2 separate regions of the Mus musculus genome follow, and region 1 is linked to region 2. Evidence: chromatin loops called from intact Hi-C (ENCODE). Cell type or tissue: heart. All regions are shown on one strand. Links, peaks and the distances in the headings refer to the core of each region. The heading gives the core; the rest is flanking DNA. Region 1 holds the start of Gm42166. Region 2 overlaps Lrrc8d (leucine rich repeat containing 8D).

The links. Peaks named below come from ENCODE experiments on the same cell type or tissue, not always from the same donor. Only the 100,000 strongest peaks of a DNase experiment are listed, where the experiment ranks them.
Region 1: a loop joins it to region 2, with 6 times the contacts of the local background. A loop is called at or near these places in 6 of 42 quality-filtered maps.

Annotation. Positions count from the first base shown.
Region 1 is chr5:105,691,070-105,706,564 of GRCm38, forward strand. Gm42166 reads right to left here and starts at 13,647. Exons shown (of 2, transcript XM_017321263.2): 1 at 13,574-13,647; 2 at 5,960-9,794. The coding sequence starts at 13,647. The coding sequence ends at 8,819. It overlaps Lrrc8d (leucine rich repeat containing 8D), which reads left to right and starts at 8,900. Exons shown (of 3, transcript NM_001122768.1): 1 at 8,900-9,185. In heart, for the core only: a CTCF peak has its summit at 8,856; DNase peaks (open chromatin) are centred at 7,782, 8,272, 8,882, 9,522 and 2 weaker places; H3K4me3 peaks cover 2,189 bases; H3K27ac peaks cover 1,785 bases; H3K27me3 peaks cover 3,365 bases.
Region 2 is chr5:105,792,062-105,807,556 of GRCm38, forward strand. All of the region lies in intron 2 of Lrrc8d (leucine rich repeat containing 8D), which reads left to right. It also overlaps the pseudogene Rps15a-ps5. Among named protein-coding and RNA genes, the nearest start is that of Zfp326, 77 kb to the right of the region's middle. In heart, for the core only: no CTCF peak of the experiment used is centred there; DNase peaks (open chromatin) are centred at 8,020 and 8,350; H3K27ac peaks cover 331 bases; H3K27me3 peaks cover 2,216 bases.

The DNA of each region.
Region 1 (15,495 bases), core at 4,514-12,513, 100 kb before region 2:
ACAAAGCAAACAAGAGAAAGAGTTTAAGTGCTCTTACAAAGGGTAAGACACTGTGACAATAAACACTACAGGGCCCCATCCACCCAAACTCTGGAATTCACCCTGGTCAAAGCGGAGTGCCTCAGGATCCAAGTCATGAACTGCGCTGTTTGCCAGGATGGCTTGGGCACTTGTTCTCTGGACTTCAGCTGAAGTACCATCCAGGTCCTGCCGGGTAAGTCACTACAGCCCAGTTGCTGTTCATGCTTAGACTGCCAATCATTTCAAAGTCCTCTGGCCACTCTTGCCATTGGCATATCCCCGTCCTTAATGGGGCCTGAAGTTGCTGACTGCAGTGTGTGATATTCAGATAGTGTGTATCTGCTTGTGGTGTGTGTGAGGTCTAGCGAGAGGGGGAGGGTAGGCTGGAATATACAGCCCATCTTCCCAGAACCAGGCTGGCATTAAAACTCGGCCAGCCAGCAGGATTTGTCTTCAGAATCCACACTATTCTGAGCATTCCTGTGCAGAAGATGGGGGTGCTCACCACAGGGGCCTGAAGGGCTGCCCGGTCATCTCACTTAAAAGAAATGACTTTCAGAATGCTGAGAAATAAAGGAGACATTTGTGAGGGACAGCACCCGTTTTAAAGTTTGTGCCTGGAAGACAGAGCTTTTCTGATGGAGTGTATGAAGTACGAATGGCTGATGCATACAACTCTTTTCTTTTTTAAAAAAGATTTATTGTTATATGTAAGTACACTGTAGTTGTCCTCAGACATACCAGAAGAGGGCGCCAGATCCCATTACGGATGGTTGTGAGCCACCATGTAGTTGCTGGCATTTGAACTCAGGACCTTCGGAAGAACAGTCATTGCTCTTAAATACTGAGCCATCTCTCCAGCCCATATACAACTCTTTCAACTATTCGAGAGTAGATGAGATTAGGGTAGTAATATTTTTTTCTGAGTTGCCTCTCACGTCTAGGGCTCATAACGGAAAAAGGCAAAAAAGTGTATTTAGACTTTTGGTGATTAATTAAACAGTTAAAGCAACAAGAAAACAACACAAACCCCTGGGCCTGGAGAGGGACGGAGCTCAGTTGGTAAAGTGCTAGCCTAGCACACACCAAACCCTGGATTTGGTCCCCAGAACTTTGTGAACTAGATGTGGTAGGGTACACCTCCCAGGACTGGGGGAGAAGAGGCTGAAAGATCACAATCACAAGTCCTTTTTGTCCATGTGGGGAGTTCAAGGCCAGCCAGATATCTGTAAGTCTTTGTCTTGGGGGCAGGGGTAGGGGTGGGGAGCAGAAAAGAACTAAAAATGTGTGTCCTGTAGATCAAGTTTCAAGAGCCAACACAGGGCAACACTGAACCCAAACTCTGTTTCCCTAGATTCCTACTCAGTCCACATAAGAGTCATGTGACCTCACGGGTGTGGGAATCCCCCTACCAGCCCCCCTCCCCAAAAAATTCTGTAGTGGGTCCCATGGATCGTTGATCTCATTCAACTCACCCCAAAGAGTATCTATAGAGTAGCATAGGATTCCATAGGTTGGGGGCCAAGTCCCCAGGCTGCCTCAGATGCCAGTATCGAGTCTCAGGTTGTAGCCCATGCTTCTAATCGAGCATCTACAGGCTGGGACCCCATAATCCCCTCTTGAGTTTAATTTGCCAGGACTCGTGGATCTTGGGAATGTACTTAGTGGTGCATTGTGGAGAAAATCATGTAACAACAGAGATTCATGAGGTGGAGCAGGGAAGTACCGGGTCAGAACTTCTAGACCTCTGTAGCCATGCCGGCTTGATCTGAGAGTTGAATATTTCTTTGGGGTGGAGGGTGGCTTGAGACTCTATTCACACACGTTTGTGGTTCAGTCATTGATCATTAGGGGGTATGTCACCTCCAGCTTCAGTCACAGGCATCAGGGAAAATGAAGACCGGAGTTCCAGCCCTCTTTCTTCCAGGTGACCAGCTCCTGTTTGGAAAGCTACTTAAAAACTACCAGTGGTCAGTTCACATCTCAGCACAGGCACAGAAGGAATGAAAGCCAACAACAATCCGTGGCTTCCACGAATTCTAAAGCTGCGGGATGTGCGACAGGACATGAGGCCAAAGATGAAATCCCTATTTTGTAATATCATGCAGGTGGCTATCCTAGGCTATGACGGACTTCCAGGAAAAGGGTCTCTGGGCCTTTCTCCTGTGTGAGTGGTTTAGACTCCTCTTTAGCTCCTCCTTAAGGCCTTGGTAAGACCATGTCTTTAACTCCTTAAGACCCTACTAGGGTCTTCCAGAGAGCTAGACACAATGGGTCACAGACATGTGTATAGATTAGGTAGTGCATAAGATAAGAGATGGCAAATACAGACAGATGATATAAACACACAGATGAGAGCATGAGGGAGTATATTATGGGAGTTGGTGCATGTGATGATGGAGTGGGAGTTGGTGCATGTGATGATGGAGGCTGAAGAGCCTCATGCACCAGTTCTGAACAGGAGAAGGACACGGGATCCACATGTAATTGGTCTGAGTCTAAAGGTTCCAGGTGTCACATGACACTATTCCTGGGGAGATGTGCATACATGTCTACTCATCCCAGATAGGAGGTTGCTAACAGACCACAGTAAGGACACCAGCAAAGTCCACATTGGTGAAGCAGTAAGTTTTATTGAGGTGTCCTCACAGAAATATGAGGCATTACCTACAGAAGCAGAAATGACTCAGAGGCAGCTGCATCACCAAAGACCACCCCAGCATGAGTGGCAGGTCACAGAAGCTGGGAATCTGGAGCCCAGTGTAGAGCCTGCAGGAAGCTCAGCTGGGTGGCAAGTGGCCTTCTCGTGTGACTTGGTTGGTTTAAACCTCTTCCAGGAGGCTGGGCTGGTTTCCGAGTCTTCCAGGTCTGATCTCTGAGTCTTCTCAGCATCTTGGCTGGTCTGAGACGGGACTCTTTATTGCTTGTGTTGGGAGGGGGGTGCCCAGTGACCCTGGACTGCTAGAAGCTATTCTGAGTGTTTACCTTCTGGTTAAAGGGGCTTCCTGGTAGGAGGGAGTATTTCTAGGAGGAAACTTTGACACAACAAGGGATGGTACATGAGGTCAGTGGGGTATCTGAGGAAGTGCTGCCGGACACTCTGAGAAATGCTTTGTCAATTGTGTCACTGCACAAAGTGAGGTTTGTTCTGAGCTAAAATGCCTATAGGCGATAAAGTCTCAGGGAGAGGCTATTATTCATTCAGTGTGCTGTTGCTACTTTACAGCAAAAGACTAGTTAGAAGGCTGAGGTAGGAGTGTGTGTGTGTGTGTGTGTGTGTGTGTCCATGTGTGTGGTGGTGGGGAGAGAATATCTGTTGCTGTGACAAGGACCTGAGAATTTTGAAGGAGGAGAGATTTGTTTTGGCTCAGGGTTATAGACATGCACGCCACGGTCATGTGGATCTACTGCTGTGGGCTGGTGATGAAACAGAGCATCATGGGAAAGTACGCATAGTAGAACAGAGCATCATGGGATAGCAGGGATAGGAGAACAGAGGAGCATCATGGGATAGTAGAACATAGCTATTTACCTCACAGGTGCTGGAGGTGGGTAGAGGGACGGTAAGGAAGCCAAGATACTCCACAAGTGAATGTCCCCCAGTGACCTACTTCCTCCAACAATGACCCATCTGTTAAAGTCCCCACAAGCCTCCCAGAAGAATGTCACCAGCTGCAGACCACGGCCTCAGTGCATGAGCCTGTGTGGAACTCTTCATATTCAAGCCATGACAAGAACTAACAGATTTCCTGACTCTTTAGATATCAGTGAGAGAAAATGTCAAGAATGCCTTCAGAGCATCCAGTCCATGCAGCACCGAGGGCCGACTTACCATTTACTGAGGAGAAGTGTAAGAAAGCCCAGAGGAGGAACAGGCTCTGAAGGGAAACCAAATGCGAGGTTCTGGTCATTTAAGTTTGCGCTAGTTTCAGGGAAAAAAAAATCAAGAGAAAAATGGGTAGGATTGGGTACAAAGAATCTCTTGAGGCATTCAGATGCAAATTCGAGAAGAGAAATGGGTAGAGGATGTCATGAGGAAAATTTTTATGCCCTGAACTGATGCACAAGTGCCCACTCTTTTTTTTTTTTTAGATTTATTTATTTATTATATGTAAGTACACTGTAGCTGTCTTCAGACACACCAGAAGAGGGAGTCAGATCTCATTACAAATGGTTGTGAGCCACCATGTGGTTGCTGGGATTTGAACTCTGGACCTTCGGAAGAGCAGTCAGGTGCTCTTACCCACTGAGCCATCTCACCAGCCCCACAAGTGCCCATTCTTACTGAAAGCCCCTCTAGTCTCTTGCCCTACATCCCACCCAGTCTCAGGGGACATCTGTGACCAGGATCACCTTTCTGCTCTTTTTCCCCTCTCCACTCCAGTTCTGCCACCACTCCACCATTTTTTTTTTTTTTTTTTTTTTTTTTTTAGCTAGGATTGTAGCAGGCAGGAAGTCAGAGCCTGCATGGACAGATCTGCAGGTGTCTGAACTTGTTGTTTTTTGATTTGTTGTTTTCCCGTTAATTTATTGAAATGGTATATTTACTTCTGGGCTACAATTTAAGAAGTGCCTGTTTGGGCTGGAGTGATGGCTCAGAGGTTAAGAGCAATGGCTACTCTTCCAGAGGTCCTGAGTTCAATTTCCAATTTCCAGCAACCACATGGTGGCTCATGACCAACTATAATGAGATCTGGTGCCCTCTTCTGATCCACAGGCATGCATATGTGAAGGCAAAATACTGTATACATAATAAATAAATCTTTTTTAAAAAGTGCCTGCTTGAGCCGGGCGTGGTGGCACATGCCTTTAATCCCAGCACTCGGGAGGCAGAGGCAGGCAGATTTCTGAGTTCGAGGCCAGCCTGGTCTACAAAGTGAGTTCCAGAACAGCCAGGGCTACACAGAGAAACCATGTCTCGAAAAACAAAACAAAACAAAACAAAATGAAAGAAAAAAGAAAAGAAAAAGTGCCTGCTTACCTTGATAGGCTGGCTGAAACCTGCCAATCTTGGAATCCCTCTGAGAAGGGTGCAAATCCACTTCTCATTCTCTCTGGCTAAGACACATGTCTTAGTCTTTCTGGTTTCAATTTCAACACACTCTTTCTAACTATAGCAGTCTGGCAACGTGTTACATCATAGGAAGTTACCCAACATGGTCCACCCAGGCCCGCTTCCTTTCCGCCCGTCATACTCTGGCCTCCATCTCTGAACCGTCCTCAGCTGTGAAGATGGGAGCGGATTTGCCACCTACTGCAAGGCTAAGGGTTTATTTATATAAACCTAAGAAGTGAGATGCTTAAATCCACTTAAAGAGAAGATAAGAAGAAAGAAGAACCACCTCAAACAAGTAGAGGCGGAGATAAAGCAAGGAGTGGTGGCACTGACCTTCTGTCCTGCCACTAGGGAGACTTGTATGGGAGGATCAAAAGACGAAGGCCACCGTTGGCTACATCGGAAGTTCCAGGTCGGCATGGGCTACCTGCAACCACCTCAGGCACTCCGGATGAGGTCTTGCTTTACCATTGGCTGAGGCTAAGCTCACAGTGCGTGATGGTAGCATCTCTATGTCTGCACGGTGGTTTCCTTCGCACATTAGCAGTGCTGTAAGAAGACTCACAACAGGGCAGACATTTTGTCATACTTCTGCTATGTAGAAATATGTATACTAGATGACACCTATGTTCTAGGTTCCTGGCTAAGCCCTTCCACACATTTTCTCACTGTCATAAATCACATTCCTGCCATGGTCTATGCTGTTTACATCTGAACACCCAAGTGTAACCAGATTCGGCCCTTTTTCCCCGGGGGCGGGGGGGGGGTGGGGGTGTTGTTTTTCCAGCATATCTGGGACAAATCTGTAAAGTTTGATTTCCACATACATTAAAAAGATATGCTTATAGATCATTAGTATGTCTATGGCCTATCATGTTAGGTTTTTTTTTTTTTTTACTTGATAATGGAAAAATAATGTAAAAATCTCACCTCTAAGGAGCAGGACACCTTTCTGGTTAGAAGGTCAGTAGGACTGAGAGTCTGCAGGCATACTATAGTATAGGTAAGGACAAATTATAATTAAAACACAGGGGGAAGATGTGCATGGAGCAGCAGGCTTATGATGACTATACAGTCTCTCTCTGAGACAATGTTGCATGTATCCTAGGCTTTCATCAAATTTGTTGCATAGCCAAGAATGACCTCCTATTTCTGATTCTCCAGTTTTCTGCCACACAAATGCTAGAAGTACAGGCATGTGCCACCATACCTGGAGTACTGTGTATTTGAGATCAAGTCCCAAACTTCCTGCATGCTAGTTAAACACTCTACCAATTAAGCTGTGTCTCCAGGTGCCACGTGTTAAATACTTTTCACACATATAACTTTTGCATATATGTACTGAAAGCAAAAATTCCTAGATGTGGAGTTGTGCATTCAAAAATGTTCACATGAAGTTAATCCCAGCAGCTGGGAGGCAGAGATAGGCAGATCTCTGTGAATTCCAGGACAGGCAGTGCTGTTTAACCTGTCTCAAACACAACAAAAAACATGGGGCTGGAGAGATGGTTCAGTGGCTAAGAGCACTGACTGCTCTTCTACAGGTCATGAGTTCAAATCCCAGCAACCACATGGTGGCTCATAACCATCTGATGCCCTCTTCCGGTGCATCTGAAGACAGTTACAGTGTACTTAGATATAATAAATAAAACTAAAAAAACCATAAAAAAAACAAAAAGTGTCCACATTGAGGGTCTGAGGAGATGGCTCAGTGCCTGCTCACAGAGGACCAGAGTTTGATTCCCAGCACCTACACCAGGCAGCTCACAGCTCGGGCCTCCAGGGGCATTTGCTTCACTTGTGTAAAAGTACACACAGACTGCACAACGCACATAATTAAATATCAATCTTTAAATCTTTTTTTTTTCCTCACGTTTTGGCTGGGCATGGTGACTCACTTTCCTGCAACTTCAGCAAGAGCTGGAGGTGAAATCAGGAGTTCAAGGTCAGCCTGGCCTTCAGGGGACCTGGTCTCAAAAAGAAAACACAATTTCCAAATTGTATTTCAGAAGAATTTGTCAAACTTGATCTCACATTCAGCATGTGACAATGTGTTCTCTCTCTGTGGTGTGCACACAGGCTGGCTGATCAGTTCTTTGCTTTCTCTATTTATACCAATATTTGGAGGGGGTTGGGGGGCTTGGGTGAGAGTGTTTTTTGAAACAGGACCTCATGTCACCCATGCTGGCCTCAAACTGGTTATGTAGCTGAGGGTAATCTTGATCCTTCTCCTGACTCCAGTCTAGTGCTGAGATTTTGTTTGGTTGGTTTTTCGAGAGAGGGTTTCTCTGTATAGCCCTGGCTGCCCTGGAACTCACTCTGTAGACCAAGCTGGCCTCGATCTCAAGAAATCCGCCTGCCTCTGCCTCACAAATGCTGGGATTAAAGGTGTGAGCCACCACTGCCTGGCCTACCTTTTAATTTATACCAATAATAAAACCATAAAAAAACCACAAACCTCTAGAATCAGCTTGAAAAAAAAAAAAGATGATAGAAAAAGCAAGTGGTGGTTCTGCAAAGGGAGAAACTTTTCTAAACTGATTTTAACAGCAGGACATTTTTCATCCAGCCGTCCCACCATTAGTTGTCAGGAGCATGAAAACCTCTAACCTCCTAGATCAGCAAACCCAGGGCTGTAATTACATCACCTGCCACACACTGGCTGCCCACGCACTTCCTCCTTGGCAGGGTGTAGGGAATTGGAGAGGCTGCAGTCCGGGAGGGTCCGGGAAGCAAACAAAAGGCTGAGGTTCCATCTAAAACTGCCTGGGGCTGCTCAGCGGGAGGGTGTTGGCCCTCAAGGCCTGGCCTCTTCTTCCATGTCTGGGCGGCCTACTTCTACCTTTTAGGGGCCACTGTCACCATCTGGGAGCCCAGAAAAACATTTTCCTTTTTGCCTCTCTCTGTAGGATCCTGGCCTTCTTTAAGAGCGTTGGATGATAAATGAATCTGGAGGGCATCTTTTTGGGCATGAGTTCCCAGAAGCGTGAGGTTTCAGATGAAAGGAGATACTGAAGTATGGGGAGGAATCGTTTGTTTTGATTGAACTAAAATAATTACCCTGACTGACTTGGTGTCCTGGCCCTCATCTCTCCACAGAGGAAAAAAAAAAAAAAAGAACACTAAGGAAACTTCACCCGCACGGCAACAAAAACACACCGGAAAGCTATCGAGTTGGGAAACTTTTTTTAGAACAACTTCCCAAGTGCCTGTTTCGTACGCACGACGTTTTTGGCTTAAACGACTGGGACCAGGGAGGTCCCGATTCAGCTGAAAATAAAACGTACGAGATAAGGCATTGTTAGCAGAGAAATCTGTTTGCGCAGACATTAAGTTAGGTGCACGAGCCCTGAATCCCAGGTAATTGCTTTTTCCCAGTTGGAAGGCACTGGATGACTTTTTAATGCCTACCCCGCACCCGTTCTCCCAATCTCAACGATCAGCTTTTAGTGGTCAGAACAGCCTCCTGAAACTGCAACACAGACGAAGCTTCCCGGCCCAGCCCGGTTGCTTCAAGGGAACAGACAGCCTGGCACCATGCCCTGCCCAGGTGCGCTTGAAAGAGATAAGCTCTGCGCCTCCGGCGACGTTCGGCGGCCATTCTTCTCCGCCTCGTGCACCTGCTGAGCTTCAAGCAGCCAGCCCAGAATCCCGGTCACCTCCCGGCCACCCAGCCCCTCGGGTCAGCCGGACCGACCCCCTAGGCAGGCGCGGCGGGGTGCGCGGGCCCAGAGCAGGCAATCACATGGAGGCCCGGGCCCGCCCCATTGGCTGCGACCCGGCCAGTCGCGGCGCTCGCAGGCTGCGGTTGGTCCCAGAGCTGCGGCGCCTGCACGGGCCTGGAGTCCATGTTACGCTTTGTCTAATTCCCCTCGTTACAGAGTCATGTGCTGCTGCTCCCGTCGCCGCCGCTGCCGCCGCCCGGGGTGCCCCGGCTCCTCCGCCGCGCTTAGAGGTGGCAGCCGCGGGCGGGGCCGCGGACTCAGGGTCCAGGGCGCCGCGCGCCTCCGGGGCGCGTCCCGGTGCAGCCGCCGCCCGCCGCAGGTGATGCCGCCGCCTCCCGCCTCCGCCTAAGCTCCCGCACGCGCGGCCCGGGCTGCCCGCGAAGGTGGGTGCGCGTCGGTCCACCCTGGCCGGGAGGGCGCAGGTGGAGCGGCCCCGGGGCGCGCAGACGTCCGGCCTCTCGGCGCCGCGGGGGAGCACGGCTGCTCCCGGGGCTGCGATCGGGAACTCCGGAGGGCTTCGGGACCCTGGGGCGGGGAGTGCGACCAAGCCCCCCCACCCCGTGCTGGGACATTGTTTCGCTTTGGGCCCTGCGCGGGCCGGGTGCCGGCTGCCGCGCTCCCGCCTCGGCCTCCGTGCGCGCGAACGCAGGGGCGGAGATTGCCTATCGCGGTGGCTCCGAGTCCTCCAGGAGGTGGGTGTCTGGTGTCTGGCCTGGTTGGCCCGGAGCCGGCGAGAGGAGCCCTTGAACTTCTGCAGAAACGCTTCCCCATCCGCCTCCGTCCCGCTCCGGGTGGGCCACTCGGGGTGCTCGCGGGTTGGGGCGGGGAAGGGAGGGGAGCCCTGCGCCCCGCCCTCCGCGCCCGGGGGGAGGGCACTGGGGCCGCAGGTGCACCCTGCGCGCCGCGGGCCATCTCCGGGTTGGGTACCGGTATAATCCGCTTCTAGCTTGTTTGGAAGCGTGGGCTCTTGGGAACGGGACTTCTGCTTGATTCTGGTTTAGGGGCTTGAAAAAGAGGAGAACTGGGGTGCCTTCCCAGAGGACTGTCACCTCCAGTTACTGGAGGGTCGATGGGGGACACTCTGTCTCTGTCCCCCTTTATGTGGGGTATCCCTAACAGATAAGGAAATGAGATTTTTTTGTTGTTGTTCTTTGATTTTTTTTTTTAAGCCATCCGCAGTGAAGGAGAACTGCTTCGGGTCGAGGGGAGGAGAGGTAGGTCCCCTCTGGAGAGGGTTGGGGTATAAGGTCTCGCGGTTCCCATGCAGCTGGGGTGTGCGTGGCAGAGAGTGGGGAGGTAGGATTGCTGGAAAGAAAAAGCAGGGTAAAGAAATGGGAGCAGAAGGCGAAGAGATGAGACCAAGTATTGGGCGTCCTCGCCGAACCGGAGCCCTGACTTGAGACTTTGGGGGCTCCTGTTTGGTTTCTTTCCTCCCACAATTTCCTTCTCCGTGACTTTGAAAGTTTTCTTTTAGTTTTTATTTTGTATTGGTCAAGACAGCTGTGAAGACGTGAGTTTTTTTGTTTTTGTTATTTTTTTTTGAAAGAGATATAGACGTGAAGCACTGATATCCGGAAACTTTCCCTGGCCATTTAAATAATAAAATCCCACCCACACAGCGTTCACTGAGCACCTAATACACTCGCTCAGTGCTCGAGTGTGGAAAGAGTCCCGGCAGAGCGTGGAGTCTGGTCTCAGTAAGGGTAAGGGCTGTTTACTTAATAAACAACCGAGGAAAATATGATTCAGGCCCCCCTCCCCAAAGTTTCCAGGGCCTGGTAGAGGGTGAGGGTCATGAAGACCTGGGGTTGGGGGGGAATCACTACTCTGTGAGGTCTTCAGATACCATCTGTTTTTTCCAGCTCGAGAACACAGCATATATATTATCAGCAAGGTCAGGGTCAGAGCTGTCCTGACACCAACTGAAGTTAAAAGCCAATGTCTGGACATGAAAAAGAATTGAAGATTAAAATGAGGTCGAGAACCTGAGAGTGTTGACTGCCACTAATTTAGGGAGCCCTCCGGAAATACACGCGGAAGTAATCCACAGTGCTGGATGGGATTCCACAGCGGTGGAGAGTTCCCGCTCTGTCCACAGGAACATACTATCTTAGATTCCTCTAGTTTTTATTGAAGGTGTATAAACTTTGTTGATTGAAACCTTATAGATTAAGAGGTCAGAGTTGTGAGCTGTCCTCAGGTGACCTGGCGTTCCCTCCCCCACTTCCCACTGGGGGAGGGTGGAGTGTGTCTGATGCAACCAAGTATTGAGCCATGGCCACAGCCTTCTTTGCCTAAGCGTTGAAAACTCTTAGTCAACCTGTGGCCTTTCCCCCCTACCCCCACCCCAGTTAAGTTTTATATTTTATGGAGATTTTGGAACTTTAAAAAAAAAATTTTAAAACTTTTTCTTTATTTAATTTTAGAATTAATTTTTAAAATTAATTAATTAATTAAACTAATTTTAGGATTAAAATGTTTGGCTTGTCCAAATAGTTAAATTGTTTTGTGAGCACTCTTGTTTTAGAAATTGGACTTTCCTGATATTTGTGGGCAAGTTGTACATAAATTGGCTCAGACCATAAGGAGGTTAAAGTTTGGACAGATCTTTGTGTGTATGATCGTGTATGTTCTTTTGTTTTTGACATGGGGGAAGGTCTCACACTGTAGCCCAGGATGGCCCAGAGCTCTAGGCTGTCCTCTCTATACCTCCCCTTGTGCTGGGATTGCAGACATGACCCACCTTACACAGCCACATATCTTGTTAAAGTGGACATTGGAAGGGATTTCTCTTACCGCTGGAGGTGGTGCGTCTGACCTGAGATAAACCAGATAGTAGTGGCAGTGAGCAGGGTCCAAGTAGATACTATGTGATCTTAAGGGGGCAGGGATCTCTGTACCACAAGGGCAGATAAACAGTAGTTCAGGAGTCCAATAGCGCAGGGTGAAAATGTGTGTCGGGGCAGAGGTCGGGATCTGAGAAGACTTTTGACAGTAGTTAGGGGTGGAGTTGCCTCAAAGGAGGGAGGGAGTCAAGGGACACACACACTTTAGTGGAGGCTTTAAGGAGTCAATAGGTTTGCCTTACTGGAAATAGGTTAGAAAATACTAACCTATTAACTAGTTAGAGGAAAGGTTAACTACGAAGAGTCACTAGTGTGGTTAATTGTTTGCCTTAACCCAAGGTTCTCCAATGGACCATTCTGCCTCAGCTGGCAGTTGGCAATATGTGGAGAATGTGTGCTTATCATAGCCTGGGGGCAGGTGCCACTGGCTTCTGGTGGTTAGAAATGCCATTTTAACAGCCTTCGGGGCCCTGGAGATCGAGCAGCGTGGAAGAGTATGTAATCCCTGGAACCCACACACACAGTGGAATTTGAGACTGACTCTTGTTTCATAAATATCCTTCCCCCTAAGTAACTAATGTAAAACAGGAGACAGGCCTTCAACACATAGGACAGTGCTCCTAGCCCAAGGAATGAACTTGTCTACAGTGTCAGGAGTGCCAAACCCGGGGCTTGGGGAAAGTTAGTGGGTTAAGCTCTTGCAACACAGGCACGAGGAAGCAAGTTCAGATCTCTAGCACCTTGGGAAAAGCTGGGTGTGGCACGCGTTTATAGCCCCAGAGTTGGGGAAAGGGAGACAGGAGGATTCCCGGACTCACAGGCCAGCCAAGCTGAGATGGTGAGTTCGCGTCCTACAAGAGACCCTAATCTCAAAGTGGAGAGGGGTAGAGTACGTGGCTTCTATACACATTCCTGTGGGCACACGCACGTGCACGCACAAGTCGTGCCAATGCTGACATTGATTCCTGTTAGCAGTGAGCAGGAGTGTTGGGTGGCCTTCTCAGAAGTGAAATCACATCTCTGAGTACAGGGCAGTGGTTCGAGACTCGTGAAGAATAACAACAAGAAGGCTGGAAGTCTGTTTAGGAGAGCATGTCTGCTTAGGCTTGAAATGACAAGGGTCTGGACAAATCCTGATCAGGAGACAGATCGTTTTGAGAGCAAGTAATTAATAAGCTTGTGGGCGGGGTAACGCTTAGGTAAGGGGAGCGAATGTCACCCGACTGCTGTTTTCGAGAGCCATTAGTCTGACTTCTTTGGCAAATTCTTACACTTGATAAGTAGCTAGTTTAAATATCCCAAGGAACGGGGAGCTCCCATCTGAGGAGGACCGCCGTCTTTGGACCGTTCGGTTATTCTTGGATCTAAACATGGCTCCCTCCCATGGTTTCATAGGAGTTCCTGGAGTTGTTCCAGTTCATAGAATGAGGTCTCCTTCCCCCTGATTAACTTTCACAATGTAGTCTCCAGTTCTAGTCAGTCTTTCAGGGGATGCTAATCCTTCACATCTTGTCAGCCCAGCTCCCGAAGAGCCCTGAATTCAGTGTGGTGATCGGGATAGGCGAGGCCAGCCAGGAACAGTCAGAGAGCTTGCTGGGGAGACCTACTACATACACATAAACGGCTTAAACTCCCAACTGCCTTTCTGAAAAGCGACACCCTGCAGACTGGGGTTATAGGTAATCAGAGCTACAGGGCTTCTGGATTCGTATGCACGGAACAGCATTTTCTTTTCTTCTTGGGAAGTTTGAGTTGTTAAACTTTCTGTTACCTCATCAACCTTCGTGAATTTTGGTTCCATCTTGTATCCTGACAGAGAAAAAAAAAAACAGGCCTTTGTAGTGAGACCCACAGGTTTGGGGTGCTCCCAGTCTTTTGAGATTGGCATGTGCTTAGGATGGAGGGAGCTGTCGAGGTTGGTTAACCCTTTGGTGTGGGGCGTATGGGAGTTTGTCCACATGGCTTCGGGCTTTCTCAGCATGTGCAGCTGCATTGCCATTTTGCTGCTGTTGGACTGTCACGGGCCTCCAAGAGGCCGACTTCCTCCTCTGGGATTCTTGTCATTCTGTGCGGACATCTGGAGGAGAGCTGCTGCTGTTTTTCACAGATTGGAAGCTTGCCAGATCGGAGTTGCTGTGGAGCCCTGTGAGGAGGTAGACGGTCTGAACGTGGTTCCCACTCAAGCTCTTTGCCCAGAGCACTGCAGGCAGCTTTACATCATGGAGGAAGAGACTACTGGGTTTTGGAACCAAACCTCTGTCCCAGCCCTGAGCTTTCAGGGGCACGCGTGCTTTAAAGGAAAACAGGTCAGAGATCCTGGAAACTTAGTGCCAGGTCCTTCAAATATTTTGGATCTACCCAGCAATATTGATTGATTGATTGATTGATTGATTGATTGAGAAAGAGTCGTGTATTCCAGACTGGTCTGTCTCAAGTCTCAATTCATTATGTAGCTCCAGGATGACCTTGAACTCCTGATCTGCTGGCTTCCATTCTTCTAGTAAATTACAGGCATGCAACGCAGTGCTTGATGTATGCAGTGTTGAGGATTTAACTTTGCGCATGCTAGACAGGCACTGTCTACCTGCCGAACTAAATCCCCAGCCCCTAAATTGTGTGCTAGTCATCCCATAGTATAGAGCGAGCAAAATTCCAAATCTGATGGCCCATATATGTTATGTTGTTCATTGTTTTCTGTCCCTTGCTGTGATCACATCTGTTGAAATAGTATAATTCCTTGTGTCTGGATTCTGTTGTGGTCCACGGGGGGGGGGGGGGGGGGGAACCTGTGTGCACCTTCTGGGGATCAGGGATAATTCTAGAAGGGGCATTTGGTAAACATATGGCATAAGATATGGAAACGATATTGTCCGACATTGCTGGGGCTGTAGCTCCGTGTAGCTCGATGCTTGTCTAGCATGTGAGAGACCCTCGAGTCAGTTCTCTGGACAGCCAGAAAAGGAAGGAGTCAAACCAGAATGGATCAACGTTTGAATGATGCGCATGAGACTGCCCAGCCGTGGGAAGGTGGTTTGATTAAGCTTGCGTGCATTCGTAGTTTTAGGTGTCAGAATCTTTCTTAAAGAAGACAAAGGCTCAGAGGAGAGATTTCTCCTCTGCACCGAGGTGTGTAAACAGTTGAGGTCCCTGGGGTCTTATTTATATAATTGAACCAAAAGAAGGCGCGCACAGTGGGATTCCTCGCTTCACAGGTGACACGAAGCTCTTCTGGATTATGAAATCCCTAACCATGAGGGATTTGCTCTGGGGAAACCACACAGGCTTGTGTTAGTCATCAGAAGGCTTTGTAGGGGAGCAACAGGGCGCAAATAGATGGAGCTTTTAGGGAGCGCCATGGAACTACCAAGGGACAGTGTTTTGCTTGTTTGATTTTCGAGGGGGTGGGCATGAAGAAGCTATGGAAAGACCTGCATAGCCCTGCCCTCTAGTTTCAGGCAAGGGGACAGAAATGCCCCTTTCAGAAAAGAGATTTGGGGAAAACATAACAGTCTTTCATACGCACCCACATTTTTAAAATATATTATATATTTATTTTTATTTACACGAGTATACTATAGCTGTTTTCAGATACACACTACAAGAGTGCATCCAATCCCATTACAGATGGTTGTGAGCCACCGTGTGGTTGCTGGGATTTGAACTCAGGACCTCTGGAAGAGCAGTCACTACTCTTAACCTCTGAGTCATCTCTCCAGCCCCCACAACAGTCTTTTTTTTTTTTTTTTTTTAAATAATATTTTGAGACAGTTGCAAAGTACGAGTTGGCCTTAGATTCTGGTTATCCTCCTGCCTCCACTTTCCAAGTGGTAGAATTACTGGTGTGCAC
Region 2 (15,495 bases), core at 3,085-11,084:
ATGGATAGATAACAGCATTTCCTGGATGTTTTTTTGACTATCTTCCCAAGAATTTGGTGGAGAGTGGTAAACTATCCACTCTCAAATAAGACCAAGCAAATTATTAAGCTTCCCTTTCACCATGGTTTTGCACATCTGTCTTGAATATCAACTGTAAAAAAGATAGAAGAGAGGAGGTATGAACCCCAGTCCACATTCAGAACCAATGAGGACAAGGATCAGCTGATTGTTAGCCACATCCCCTACTCCCCCCCCCCCCCCCCCGGCCATTTTAAACACTGATGCTACTTCCTATAGACTGGACCTTGTGGACTTAAGTACTCTTTCCCTGTCTCAGCGGGGCAGCAGAAACTGGCAGGCTACCAACAGGGAGAGCCACCTACAACCCTCAGGCAACACAAAGTCCACAGGCAGGGAGGGCCTCCATAGCCCTGCCTAGTTAGTGAAGAGAGTGGGCAGAGAAGCAGCGGTGGATTCCTTCAGGGATACCCCTCAGGTCTCTCTCCTAGGGGAGCGCAGAGCCCTGTTAAGTCCCGCTCGCAGATTCAGCCAGGGCTGGAAGCTTCCTAGTCACAGACCTCTCCTCCCCGGATGTTTACACTGCCATGTTCCAAGCCCCTTTTAATAATTAATCCCTGTGTGACTAAACCACGAGAGGAAAGATTGCTTTTCATAAAAGGCTTAGATTGTTCTGCTGGTGGGCATCTGTAGGTGACCACGGCAGCCCAGAGGTGAATTTTACATTAAACACACGCAGAGTAAATTGCATGGCGGCCGGCAGCCAGGAGCAAGCTCATCCCGGCTGCTGAAAAGCATAGACATCAGCTGCTGTCATCGCCCAGGCCAGTTCATGACGCCCGCCCGGCATTGCTGACAGCTCAGCTTTGGAAGTTACTGTGTGTAACCACACAGACCCCTCACCCCCACCTCCGCTGTTCTTGGCATCCGAGTCCTGTCTCAGGACCACAGTCTGACAGGACAGCCACTGGCTGGGTATCTGCCTGGGCTTTTGGCTGATGTTCTCTGCCAAACCTTGGTAGCTAGCTGCTTGCTACCCAGGACCAAGGGCTGACTCTCATGAGGAAAACCTGTCTGTGTATTGTGCCAGGTTGCGCTACTTGCTGTCTTCAGATGGGCTCTGGGTTTAGACCAGTCTGTGCACAAGCATCTGTAGCAGGCACTTGGGTAGAGCTCCCCCCAGTTCAGGGTCAAAGCCCCAGCCTGCTGAGTCATCTCGGTTCTGCCTAACTGGCTAGGACTTCCAGCTTAGCCTTTCCTGCCCGAGCCTTCTACCTGTCAACAGCTCTTTTGTGCAGATCTGTGGGGGTTCAAGTGGACAGGGAGCAGGTTTGAGGGAAGCCCTGCTCGGCTGAACTCGGGTGTTGTGTTACAAGAAACACCCTGTGAGTAACCCACACCTCCAGCCCAACCTGCCAGCATCTGCTCAGGTGGAAAGGCTGCCGTGACCTAGCCTTGGGAACACAAAGGGTCTCCAAGGCCTCCCATCCATCCTGCAGGTGCCAGCCTTCCTGTCTGCCACTCTGCTCTGAGGCCAGAGAGCCAGCAACAGCTTTTTTTTTTTTTTTACCACTTTGGTTCCTAATCGCCAGGGATGAACTGAGCCAGAAGAATAAATACAGAAGAGCAGACACGTACAGCTTAAGCCTTTGTTTCAGAACTTGAAAACAAAACATGTTCAGGCCAAAGACATCTTTACCCCTTCCCTGTTTGCCTCGGCCTCATGTAACTCCCTTCTTGAATTACACCGCTTTGTTAAAAACATTTCTGATTTCCCCAGACCTTTCCACCCGCCTCTCTCCCTCCCTCCAAGGGATTTAGTTTTTTCCAGGTTCTGCCCCACTGAGCTCACTCTTCTGAACAGTTGAATTGTTAAAAATGACCGTGGTGGTGTTACACTAGCAAGATTTTGCTGAAAGGACCCAGATATAGCTGTCTCTTGTGAGACTATGCCGGGGCCTAGCAAACACAGAAGTAGATGCTCATAGTCAGCTATTGGATGGATCACAGGGCCCCCAATGGAGGAGCTAGAGAAAGTATCCAAGGAGCTAAAGGGATCTGCAACCCTGTAGGTGGAACAAAAATATGAACTAACCAATACCCCCCGGAGCTCGTGTCTCTAACTGCATATGTATCAGAAGATGGCCTAGCCGGCCATCAGTGGAAAGAGAGGCCCATTGGTCGTGCAAACTTTATATGCTTCAGTACAGGGGAATGCCAGGGCCAAGAAGTGGGAGGGGGGGAGGGTATGGGGAACTTTTGGGATAGCATTAGAAATGTAAATGAGGAAAATACCTAATAAAAAAAATGACCGTGGTGGGATTTGTGCCCACATACAGAGGAGCAGAGGGAGTGAGTGATAGGTGACAGCTCTCCCAGGTGAGTCACAGAGTAGTGGTTCACCAGAGGTCCTGGGACCTTACACACCGGGAACAGGTTGTTTCTGTGTCATTCATGTGGACTTGCTACTTAGAATATACAAATTTTTCATTAACCTCTATCATCCACAGGAGACCCCTGTCATTTAACTTAAAAATGTTTCATGAGAATGTTGGTAAATCCTTAGAATATAGTACCAGCCCCCATTTCACCCAACAAAGGGAAATGCCCAATGAATTTTTGACACCGTAATTCAGAGAATTTATTTTATAGCCATTGATCATGCGTCTTGTATCCAAATCAGCCAGAAACAGATAATTAAATATGCAGAGACCAGTAAGACACGTTCTCTCCTCTGAAGTGGCTCAGTTCGTTGAGTGAACAACAGTTATATCCTAGTGTGTTCACACCAGTGAACTGCAGGTGATGTGGTACGAAAACTCGGAGGCAGCCCTGTTCACTCAACCTTTCGGTGGGACGGAAGGCTTTGCTAGGACACACTGGAGTTTGGATTTCTAAGTAGAAACTAAATTTTAACAGTTTGAGCCATGAAGGTGCCTACAGGTCCATCTATCCAGGCTGCTTCTCCACACATGAGGGATCTGAGGCTTGGAGACATGTGGCGACCTTGCCTGGGCCCAGCAGCAGTGTATGATCAGGACAAGAATTATGCTGGGACTCCACCCTCTTCCTGCTGCTGGAAATTGATGTTGGGTCATGGGTAGGTCCTCCCCGTAAGAATCTTAGGGAGACAGGTCAGCTTTTGAGTTTGTCTTCTCCTAAATGACCTGTGTTGTCATTTAGAGGTACCGTACAAGGGCTGTTGGTTGGCTTTCGGCTTTTCAAAGTCTCCCTTAAATGGATGACCGACCTGCATCATCTAACATTTAATTACAAAGGGCAGGACACTCAGGACACCTTGGGACTGGATTCGTGTGTGGCTCATAGGGAGTCTAAGAACACCAAGTACAACAGATTGTTAAATGTAACATAAGCGCAGGGTAGACAGACTGAAGGAATCGTTTTCATCTGTTTTGCTGAGCATAGATTATGTTCCCTACAGACTTTATGATTTGCATTGGTTCGTTTAGTGTTGCGCACCATCCTAGACTAACATCTCCAATCCATAATTGTGTTACCACTGTGCTGGTTATAAGTGGGATGGTGTGGCTGCCAGACTTCACACAGGTCTCTATAAAGTCTTGGTGTACGTGTATACTAAAAAGATTATCCACCAAGCAATCACGAATTTATTTACTTAGTTTTTGCTGTTTGTTTGTTTGTTTGTTTGAGATAGAGTCTTGACTATGTAGCCCAGGTTGGCCTGGAAACAGTTCTGTAGAGCAGGCTGGCCTCGAACTCATGGGCAGTCTTCCAGTATCTGCCTCGTGAGGGCTGAATAATGAGCTTTCCCCACATGCCCAGTTTTTATATTATTGTCTTGTTTTGTCTTTGAGATGGTGCCTCTCCCCGTGTAGCCAAGGTTGCAGTTGAAATCAGGATCCTCCTGTGTCAGTTTCCCCGAGTGCTGGGGTCCCAGGTGTGCACCACTGCATATAACTTGCAAATGCCCTGACCAAGAAACATGTAAATTATAATAAATCATAGCTTGAATTAATTTGCTTCATTTCCTGTGGACAGATTTATAAAGCATTAAGAAGAATAACAAAACTGTTGAATTTTTAAAAAAAAAAACTTCTTTCTAAAATATAATAAGAGTATACTAAATTCCTCCCCCCTCCCCCACCTCTTGATTCCTTTAGAGTTCTGGTAAGTCATTTCTCAGCACCGGCTTTTAGTGATGGATTTTGATGTTTGAACCTAAGTATTATTGACCAAGAAAAAACCACAGGCCCCTAGAGTCGGGAAGTGTGGATTTTGGTTTAAAGCCAATGGGTGAATGATGTTTAATACATTAAATATTAAATACAGAATCTTTTGGTCTGTTGAGTGCTGCTAATGTTGCCAATTAAAACATCCAGTTTGATTTATAGAAGTTTAATTTGATCTGGATACAACCTGTTTCACCTGACAATTACCATATCATAATGACATTTTGATAACAGTCCAAATAATTCTCATTGTGAGTGCAGTGAGAGAAACATGGAAATCACTGGGTCTAGAGAGACGGCTGCTCTGGCTGGAGAGGACCTGGGTTTAGATCCCAGCATGCATGTGGTAGCTCACATGAGCCTGTTGCCCACATAACCGCTTCTGACCCCTGTACACATGTGATATCTGGCCCCTGCACATGTGTGATAAACATACATGCATACAGGCAAAGCTCTCATACACAGAAAAGATGCTAATGAAAATAATTTTATTTAACTGCCTTTACTTTGATTGAGTGGCCAAACTTGCTTGCCTCTTCAGTGGTATAAAGAGGGATTTAATTTTGAAGTATTGTAAACCAAAATTTAAAGATAATCTGAAACATCGTAGCAAGAGTTTCAGTGAGATTGGGACAGTATTTTCCCTTTTGGTTTTGCTTTTCTGTAATTACAAACTATTCAGAATTCCTGAAGGATCTATTTAAAATCATATCATCTTCTAAAATACGATTTTTTAATCCCATTACCTTGAACCTATATCCACACGTACTTTATATTTACAACTGGAAAGAGTTCTGTGTCAGTGTACATAAAACACCTGACTTGATGCCATTACCAACTAAACGAACCATCTGTTCTAAAAATATAAAATAAAATAAAATAAAATAAAATAAAATAAAATATGGAACCTTAGCACACAACTTGAAGACTTAAAGGCATGTTTTCTGACTATCAAGCAAAGAAGTAGTAATTTTATTTTATTATTATTTTTTTTTTACAGTCCACAAAGGCTTTTATTTATGCTTTACATTTAAAAAAAGAATCCCAGGATTTTCCCTCCTGTATGTTTTCGTCTTGCCTCTTCATGGTCCATAATGCCAGCCGAGGTTGTCAGCACAATGAAGCCAAACTGACGTGAAGGGAGCAGGTTGTTCTGCCATTTCTCTAGGCCTTTGAGTTGAACATCAAATCTAGGGCTTATAACGCCACACTTGTTCAACCTTCCTGTGAGGTTCACAACAATCTTCCCAGCTCTGTGATCATCATTGATCTCGAATTCACCAATGTATCCGTGCTTCATCATCACGGTTAAGAACCGAACGATGACTTTAGAACATGGCCAGATGAGGACCTGGCGTTTGCCTCTCTTCTCAGCGTTGTTGATGCTCTTGAAAGCATCCGCCAGAACATTCATTCGCACCATGGTGGCGGCGAGGGAAGATGGCAGAAAGAGAGTCGTAATTTTATTTTTTATTGTTTTGTGTGTGTGTGTTTAAGGGATCTCTTGATCGGATAACTCGAGCTTTTTCTTTAGTTGAAGATTTCCTTGAATGCCTGGTCCTCCCGTCTCTCTTTCCTAAGCCTTGGGATTGATTACAAGGGTGCATCACCCAACACTTTCTGGTGCCAAGAATCAACCCGGATCCTGGACACACTAAGCCAGCAGCAGTCTGCCACATTACCAGTCAGAACAGTAGCGCTATTCCTGCCTCACAGGCGTTCACCAGTCAACAGTGTGCAGAGAACGGGTCTCTGTGCACCTCTGGACGCGGGGCATCTTCTGTTGACCCTCTGAGGCAGGTGGCTGTTACTGCTGGGATTATTATCATGGCTGGCCTTCTTACCATCCCATAATCATGGGAACAGGCGCAGACAGAGACCAAGCACCCTCGTTCACTCAGCTAGCAGTTATACTTGCCCGTTGAGGTTCTGGTGTTTAGCTTGTTGGGTAGACACGATCCCACCTCCACACACTTTTCACGTGGTATCTGTGCTGTTTTACGTGGGTTACCCGCCATTTACAAGCAGGCAAGCGGTAGGAACTGCACAGGGCGGGTGACTGCAGACCTTCTCTTGAGCCCAAGACAAACGTTCATGTAGTCCACTTCCCTTCTTTTCCCAGTTTACAAATTAAAGTAATTCTTCCCTGAGTTCCCCAGAGTTAGTCATTTCCTGTCCCGAGTCCCACGGTGTTTTCCTCAGACTCTGTATTTTGAGTGCATACTGTTTTGTAATTAATTTGTTTATATGTCATGTCTTTCCATCCCCGACCCTTGCCTCCAACCCAGTTCTTCAAGAGCTGGAACCAGGTCTAATCTATTTTTGTCTGACACTAGCCCTGTGCTGGTGACAGTGGATGAGTCATGTTGCCCAAGAGGTGAAGGGACTTGCCCAGAGTGCAGGCTGAAGTATAAGTGACTTTCATAATTTGCCACCCCATACCTGGCACTCAAGTCTTGCCAGATGCATTTCAGATGGCTTGAAGTTGTGTGTGCATGCCGGCTGCCTCTCTGTGTGGGTGTGGGTGTAGGAGAGAGAGAGAGAGACAGAGAGAGAGAGAGAGAGAGAGAGAGAAAGAGAGAGAGAGAGAGGGAGGGAGAGAATGTACATGCCTTCCTGCGTATATGTGTATGTATGTATATCTGTATGTGCATGCCTACCTTTGTGTGTGTGTGTGTGCATGCCTACATGTAAAACCAGAGAAAGATACGGAGTGTCCTGCTCTGTTGTTCTCTATGTTATTTTCTTGAAATGGCGTCCATCACTGAATCTCCAGCTATGTTAGTACTGTAAGCCCCAAGGAACCCCATCTTTACTCCATCCCACTGGGATTACAGTCTTGTCTGACATCAGACCCAGCGTTTTACATGGGTGCTGGGAAAATTGACTTTAGATCTCTTCACTTACTCCAAGCAGTTTTACTCTCAGAATCACCTCCCAGCCTCTGACTTGGACTCTTGCTGAGGAGTTGGGACACAGTTTTCTGACCACGGTGGTGGTGGTGGTGGTGGTGGTGGTGATGATGGTGGTAGTAGTGGTGGTAATGATGATGGTAGTGGTGGTGGTGATGATGGTAGTGGTGGTGGTGGTGGTGATGATGATGATGGTGATGATGGTGGTGATGATGATGGTGGTGGTGGTGGTGGTGATGATGATGATGGTGATGATGGTGGTGATGATGATGGTGGTGGTGATGATGGTGGTAGTAGTGGTGGTGATGATGATGGTAGTGGTGGTGGTGATGATGGTAGTGGTGGTGGTGATGATGATGGTGGTGGTGATAATGATGGTGGTAGTGGTGGTGGTGATGATGGTAGTGGTGGTGATGATGGTGGTGGTGATGCTGCACCGTTACTCCCCATCCTGTGTATCAGTTAAGGCTCAAATGAAATGATATCATTTGTGGAAGTATTGAAACTAGGAAGCCCCTGTAGTATTAAGAGTGTATATTACTGTTATTCTAGTCTGTTATTTCAGTGTGACTTTATTACTCTGTGAAGTAGGTGACCTCACTGCCATTTCACAGAGGAGAGAACTGAGGTACAGTGAGATTGAGAGCCTCAGCTGTAACCCTGGGTAGCAGCAAGAAGCTTGGAAATCAGGCTAGGCTTCAGTGTGTTCCAGGCTACTGCCGGAAGCCTGGCTCCTGATGCCTCCAGAGTGAGCAGGAGGCAGACTGTAGGGGGAGGACGGGCAGCTTCATGCTGGGGCCCTGAAGCTGCAGGAGTGACGGTGTGCAGTAATTTTTGATGTGACCAGCCACATTGCATCCAGCTCTGGCACCCTGTTGTGGGGTAGAATAGGGCTAACCTCAGCATTGCTTTTGTCTCAATGGAGAGTTCCTCGGTGGCTCTCAGAGGAAATGAAGGCTGCTCTGTCCAGCTGCTGCTTCCTGTTCCATAATTCTGAGACACTTTTTTTTTTCCTTCAAAGCATCGAATGCTTTATTTTTAAACCAATGGAAAAATACTATCAACCTGCTTCTTAGTATTTCCTTAAAACCTGGCTGTGCTTCTTTGCAGTATACAGGGGTGTGCGAGAGTCTGCCATATTGCTGCCTGGGACGGCAGGAGCCAGCTCAGTGTCTGCTTTTCCACAGCAGGAATGAAAAGCAATTAAGTCAGATCTGATGGGGCAGGAAGCTTGCTGAGGTTGGTCGATGACAGCATCCAGGGGAGGCCTGTAATTGACGTCTGTGCCTCCCTGTCTCTCCATGTGCTTGTGCAAACTCAGGCCTGCTTTTTCTTCTGCCGGTGATTGTGACATTAGCGAATTCCCAACCTGAGTCACTTAAGCGGCACCGACTCCTCATATAGCACTGAGGACAGCAAGGAGCCTTGGGGCAGAGGTGATAGTTGCAGCCTGGTAAAGGATTGCTTGCGGAACCAGTGGCCCCGTAACTAAAAGCAACAGGTAGAAATATTTTCTCTTAATACCTCATTTTCTTTTCCATTCCCTAAGCAGCAGAGAACGTGTATGGGCTCTCGTGGTTCGTCTTTGGAGAAACACTAATTTAGGAAATGTTATTTTGCAAAGCAGACTTAAAAGAAAGTCCTAAGTATGCCAAGTTCTAAATGAGACTCTTGGCTCCCTTAGAGGTGGAGGGGAGTGGTTTGGGGGGAGGGGGCTAACAATTGAAGATTGCCCTGTGAAGATGCCTGCAGTCTATCTGCCTCATTCCCCCACCCCCGACCCCACTGTGACCAAGGACATAGAGTAAATCCGGCCACTGTTGCTGACACTCCCCTTAGAAAGAGCAAACATTTCCTTTCATGCTTTCTTCCTTCCAGTGAGATCTAACTTGAGTTCTCTGGATGTTTAGCCTTCCCAGAGACTTTGGCCTGGTGGGAGAGCCTGACCCTGTCTGCATTATAAGATATTCACAGAGCTGCTCCTCTGTGTGTGTGTGTGTGTGTGTGTGTGTGTGTGTGTGTGTGTGTGTGTGTGTTGGGGAGGAGAGGTGGGAATTACAACTCACCCTTTTCTCCCCCCTTCGACTACAGAGAAGGACCCTTTAAGGTTTTACGATTGGGTGAGCGAGATGGTGGTTAGCAAAGTTAATGTTTGCCCGGGTAGTAAAGGGAAAACAAACACTGGAAAGGGAACTTTCACAGGGGTAGGAATTCTCTCATCTTTATCCCTTCGTAAAGGTGTGAAGGTTAAACAAACTGTGAGTGTGAGTGTGTGTGTGTGTGTGTGTGTGTGCGCGTGCGCGCGCTTGTGCACACCCCCAGTCAGAATGTGTTTGTGTGTATAATTTGATGCCTCTGCCCTTTCTCAGCTTCTGTCAGCTTCTCCCACCTAACTCCTTCCCTTGCCTAAAAGTGTGGCTTTTGCCTTCCACTCCTTGCTGCAGCCCAAGCTAGGCTTTTCCATCCAGGTGAGTTGGAAGAAGCAAATATTCAAGTTTGGGTTTGGGCCTGACCTGCCTGAGCCAGGTTTCGTTTGTTGCGAAGCCTCGAAGTGTAGCTTGCTGTCAGTGGGCTCTCACCTGCACATCCTGCCGTATGTGTCTGGAGCCAGTTCCTGGGTTTCATGATGGCCCCTTCCGACTGGCCCCTTCCGAGCGCCTTCTCTAACTCCTTCCATAGCCCTCCTTTGCCCAGTTCTGCCATGTCCTCTGGATGCTGATGACCCTGGGTCTGCTCTTGCCTGTGTCTCCCTGAGCATCTCATCGGGCACATGTTGACTAGTTTGTGGGTCTTTCTCTAGTTCACTTTGAATAGTCATGTTAGCTCCACCCAAGTCTCTCTCTACTTTAGTGTGTTAGCTGTCCAACCTGAAAAATCAAACAAACATCCATTCTCCCGTCTCTATCCTTTTCTCTCCACTGTTTTCCGGTGCCTGACTCCTGGAAAATATCCCTGTATCCTTAAATTTTCCAGAAGTTTACCCCTCACCACTCTCTGGGGGTCTGAGGAACTACAGCAAACCACTGGACTCTTGAATGTTCTAAAACCCATCTCTCCATTCTCCTGGTTCCCATGAGATGCAGTCTTTATGAGGCCAGGCCCCCTCCTTTGCTCAAGACAGCTCTCATTATTGGGTGTTTTATTGCAGTGGCCTGAGTTGAATCATCATCGCCTCAACTGTCCAGTGTATTTTGCCTCTCACGGGTTTACTGTTAACTTTGTTAGAGTTACTATCATACTTGATTTTAATGTGACTTTATAGTATATTAATTTGCTCTTATAACTTGTCAGTTATTTATTCATGTAAATTCCTGTTCTGTATCCTCCACTCTAAGACCTTTGATGGTGTTAGAGAAAATACTAGCTATGTAGATAAGGAAAAAAGTCTGTCCAGATCTTATTTCTAAATGCTTTTTCTTAATAAGTACTTTTTTTTTTTTTTGAGACAGGGTTTCTCTGTGTAGTCTTGGCTATCCTGGAACTCACTCTGTAGACCAGGCTAGCCTCAAACTCAGAAATCCACCTGCCTCTGCCTCCCAAGTGCTGGTATTAAAGGCATGCGCCACCACCACCTGTCCCAGTAAGTACTTTTTTAATAGTCACAGATTTTTTTTAATTAATTATGGGGGTGTTAGGCTCCTGTAACAAAGAGACTCCATATAGGGTGGTTGAATAAGTTGGTCGTTTATTTCCTTTCCATAGGACAGATGTGAGTAGCCGAGGGCTAGCCGGATAATCCCAGTGGGCTTCCCCCATGCATGGCCTCTGAAGTTGTACCTGCTCTTCTTGTTTCCAGCCAGCTGAACGGGGGAGGGGGAGAGATCAAGACATGTAGCCTTGTCTTTAGAGAGGGCACTGGGAATCAGACTTGACTTCCTGTAGCCCCTTGGCCCTGCTTCCCTATGTTAGACTGAAACATAACATTTGCACAAAGCACCAAGGTTGCTGAAGCGTGTGGGGGAAGCCCAGGGATTCTCTTACTCTCATGGCAGAGAGGGAGAATGGTTTCAAAGTGGAATGTGGTGACCTGTGTTAAATTATATTACTTGTAATGTTGGGGATTGAACCCAGGACCCAGAGCATACTGAGCAAGTGCATTGCCACTGAGCCACAGCCCTATCCCATTGGAGTGGTCTCCTCCACAAGAGCGAGGAACTATTTTTGTTAAAAAGTCAAACCTGGAAGGAAATGAGGGTTTTGTTTGTATTTTGTCTCATACCCATCTAGACCTACCCCATAGCTTCAGCCATTGCTGCATACAGGTCAGAATCCGGAGCCTCAGAGAGATCTCGGCTCTTACTGCCAGTGTGTGGATTTGGAATGAAGACTGGTGTGTCAGACAGATGAGCCGACAGACATGTGAAGTGTAGAATCTCTTCTGCATGTTTTCTGCCTCGCCACTCTTATTTCCGTATTTCTACATTTAGTACAAGTTTCTGAGTGTGAGTGAGTGTGTATGAGTATGTGCACATGAGTGTATTGTGTGATTGTGTGTAGGATGTATGTGTATATAAGTCTGTATGTGTGCAAGGGTGTATATGAGTATGTATGTGATTGTGTGTGTACATGAGTATGTATGAATGTGTGTGTAATTGTGTGTACATGTGTGTGTACATGAGTGTATGTGCATGAGTGTATATGTGTATGAGTTGTGAGTATGTTTATATGAGTGTGTGTGTATGTGTGTGTGCATGGGCGCATATGCACACAAGTCTGTATTGTGGAAGCTTGGACTTCAGGGCCTTGCACTTTCTGGGGGAAGTACTTTCCCACCGAGCTATATCCCCAGCCACTTTGGTATTAATTTATTAAAATATTTTCTAGAAGAAGATTCTCTTGCTTTTGTGTGGTGGGTATCTGTGTGTGTGTGTGTGTGTGTGTGTGTGTGTGTGTGTGTGTGTGCATAGATGCACATCATGTGTCCTCCCAGTCATCCTACCTTTAAGTCAAAGAATTAGTGTTCATTTCTCACCGCCATGTGTCTCTACCCTCAGAAGTGGATGCTAGTGTGCTGTGTGAGCAGTGTGCCCTGTCACACTGTGACAGAATGAATTCCTGTCTGAGTACAGATCTTCTCAGGTAATGTGCACAGCGTCAGCTGCTATGGACAGCCTCTCCTCCCTCCCCCTCTGTATGGTATTTATATAAGAAACGCATTTATAAGCATGTATATCTTTATATGTGAGAGATGCTGTGGACACAGTTGTGCCTTGTTTTTAATTCAGGGCTGCTTACTGTGGGGCTGGCAGGGTGACTCAGTAGTGAAGGTGGTGCTTCCAATACAAGCCTGGCAACTGGAGTCCAAATCCCAGAACCCATGTACATATAAGGGGAGAACTGGCTCAACAAATTGTCCTCCAACCTCCACCTCATGCTCACTCACCTCCAACACACACACACACACACACACACACACACACACACACACACACAGAGAGAGACAGAGAGAGAGACAGAGAGAGAGACAGAGAGACAGAGAGAGAGAGATTAGCCACATGGAATGGGCTAGAGCCGTGGAGGATAAGACAGGTCTGTGGGTTGGGTGCCTAGCAGATCTAAGCTTGAGTTTGTGCACCAGCCTTACGCATGGCCTCTTGGGTTTCAGAAGGGCTGGTTTTCTTGATGGCCCGTGTTCATAGCTCACCCTGACATCTCATGACATGAGTCATTCTCTGAGGGTTCCCAGAATACCCAGTCAGTTGTTTGTTTACCCTTTCTGTTGTTTCTTTTCTTTTTGTTTGTTTTACTGTTCTAGGAACTGAACTTAAAACCTTGTGTGTATTGTACAAATGTTTTGGATTTTATTTGAGACAGTTATCACTGGGTGGCTTATGCTGAGCCCAGGCTTATGGTTCCCCTGCTGTAGGTGTGTGGCCACACCTCCATGTCTATTTTTACTGCTGGTCTCTGCAATCATTTTTTTGTCATTGTTATTGTTTGGTTTGGTTTTTTTGTTTGTTTGTTTGTGTTTTGTTTGTTTGGGGGGGTGTTCTATACACTGTTATATACACTGTCTTCTGACTTCCACATCTGTGCTATGACACTTGTGAGCACACATAGATACACTCATGCACATATGTATGCATGCGTGCATGCACACATATACCCTACAACCTACATGCACACAAAGTAAATTAAACGTGATAAAAATCATCATTCAAAAATGTTACTTAAAATCTATTGTGGTGGTTTGTATATGCTTGGCCCAGGAAGTGGCACTATTAGGAGGTGAGGCCTTGTAGGAATAGGTGTGTCACTGGCTTTAAGACCCTCATCCTAGCTGCCTGGAAGCCAGTCTTCTCCTCTTTGCCTTTGGAACCAGATGTAGAACTCTCAGCTCCTTTTACACCATGCCTGCCTGGAAGATGTCATGCTCCTGCCTTGATGATAACAGACTGAACTTCTGACCCTGTAAGCCAGCCCCAATTAAATGTTGTCCTTGTAGGAGTTGCCTTGGCCATGGTGTCTGTTCACAGCAGTAAAACCCTAACTAAGACACATGTTCTCTAGGACTATTCTTACAGAGGTAAACTTGGGTTTATCAGAAAGCAGATACTCAGAATTATCCCAAATCAAAGATCTCTGTGTAACTTGGGAGGCAGAGGCAGGCAGATTTCTGAGTTCGAGGACAGCCAGGGCTACACAGAGAAACCCTGTCTCGGGGCGGGGGTGAGGGGGAGATCTCCGTGTAGTCCTCCAGGAGGCACCATATCATTCCGAAATAAACGTGCAGATAGATGCTGGCCGACTCGTGTCTTTTGTGCTGTTCCATCTCTAAGTTTAGCTTTTGTAAGCTCCTGTGCTTGGTAGTGCTTCAGTGTTACAGCTCCACTCGTACATAAGAGCTGTGGGAAATGCTTTGGGTTATAATTCAGCGGTGTGTCTCTATGACGCGTCCACTGGTGTCTACCGCAGGGACAGGAAGGTCCATCATTCCAGGCATGCCTTAGCTAGTGAGCCACTGCAGAGAAATAACTCTGGACTCATCAAGATCGTAAGCGATTTCCAGGAGAGCCGCATGCATACCTAGACGCTTTGGGAGCATGATTGGATAAATTCCGTTTGAATGAAACACGTCTTTATTTTATTAAACCCTTAGAAATAGAGCAAAGGTCACTCTCATCCAAATTCACCAGTTTATCTCGGGTTCTAAAATAAGGCATTATGTATACTACTTTGAAAGGCCAGCCCTTGGAGGAATTTTTTGTGAACACAGGGATGTTTCCTAGTGTCAGGATGAGTTCCGTTTTAAGAGAGGTAATTATCAGAAGTAATTAATGACTTTCAAGAGTCTGTCAACTGTAATTTCCCCCATCATTTGATTGATTTATACCCTTATTAAAATCCTTCCCTTAGCTATTGTTTTTCTTGATTTTCTTCCCTATTTCTTTCTTTGTTGATATATTTTTCTGTCTCTCAGTTTTCATGACCACCCCCCCCCTTAAAATTAACATCTGTTTGTAGATATGTGGGTGTAGGTGTGCCGTGGCATGCATGTGGGCAACTATAGAGAATTGCTTCTTTCCCACCATCTGGGTCCAAGGATTGAACTTAGGTTGTCAGTCTTGACAGGAAATGAGTGCCTTTTACCCATGAGCCATCTCACCAGCTCCCATGATCCTCCTTGGTCTTCTTTACCATCACCACATTGCAGATCCTAGTCATGCTTGCCCCCACCCCGTGTATTTTGACACCTTTGGGCAACTGTTCCAGTGGAAGTGTTGGATGTGTTTGCTCCTCACGGTGGTATTTCACCCCCTTTTCATCGATAGTACAAGGAAAGGCCTAGGTGCCCTAGAAGATAGCCAGGCCGTGAGTGCTCCATCTTATAGTTAGTGTACAAGGTGAAGATAAGATGAGAACTGAAGCAGTGGGTTCTAGCTCAGCTAGAGCCTCTGGGCTGTGAGGGGCTCTACCATGTTGTGAGTTCTAGCTAGAGGAGAAATGAGTAAATGGCTAACTGAATGAGTTCTCGATGCCCATGTTGCCCACACATTTAGATGAACTTGCAGAAGGGGAAAGCCAAGTCTCGGGGGCGGGGGGGGGGGGGATGATCTGGGCTCCGTGGCTCTTTGTACCAGTTCACTGTGAGAAGCAGACTTAGCACAAGTCTGCATAGGATTCTTCAGACAGAACTCGTCCTTCCTCACAGCAGACCCTAGCACAGCTAGGTTTTGTTGGGTGCTTATGATGCACAGCGCTCTAACACCATGTTCTGTTTTATGGACTGCAGTAAAACATGTGTAGAGAGGGAGACAGCATTTACTACCAACCCAGCGGCTCCCCTCGTTCACAGTTCGTGCCTCACTGCCTGGGTGGAAGGTTAGAAAACCCCATGCAGGACAGGAAGGAAG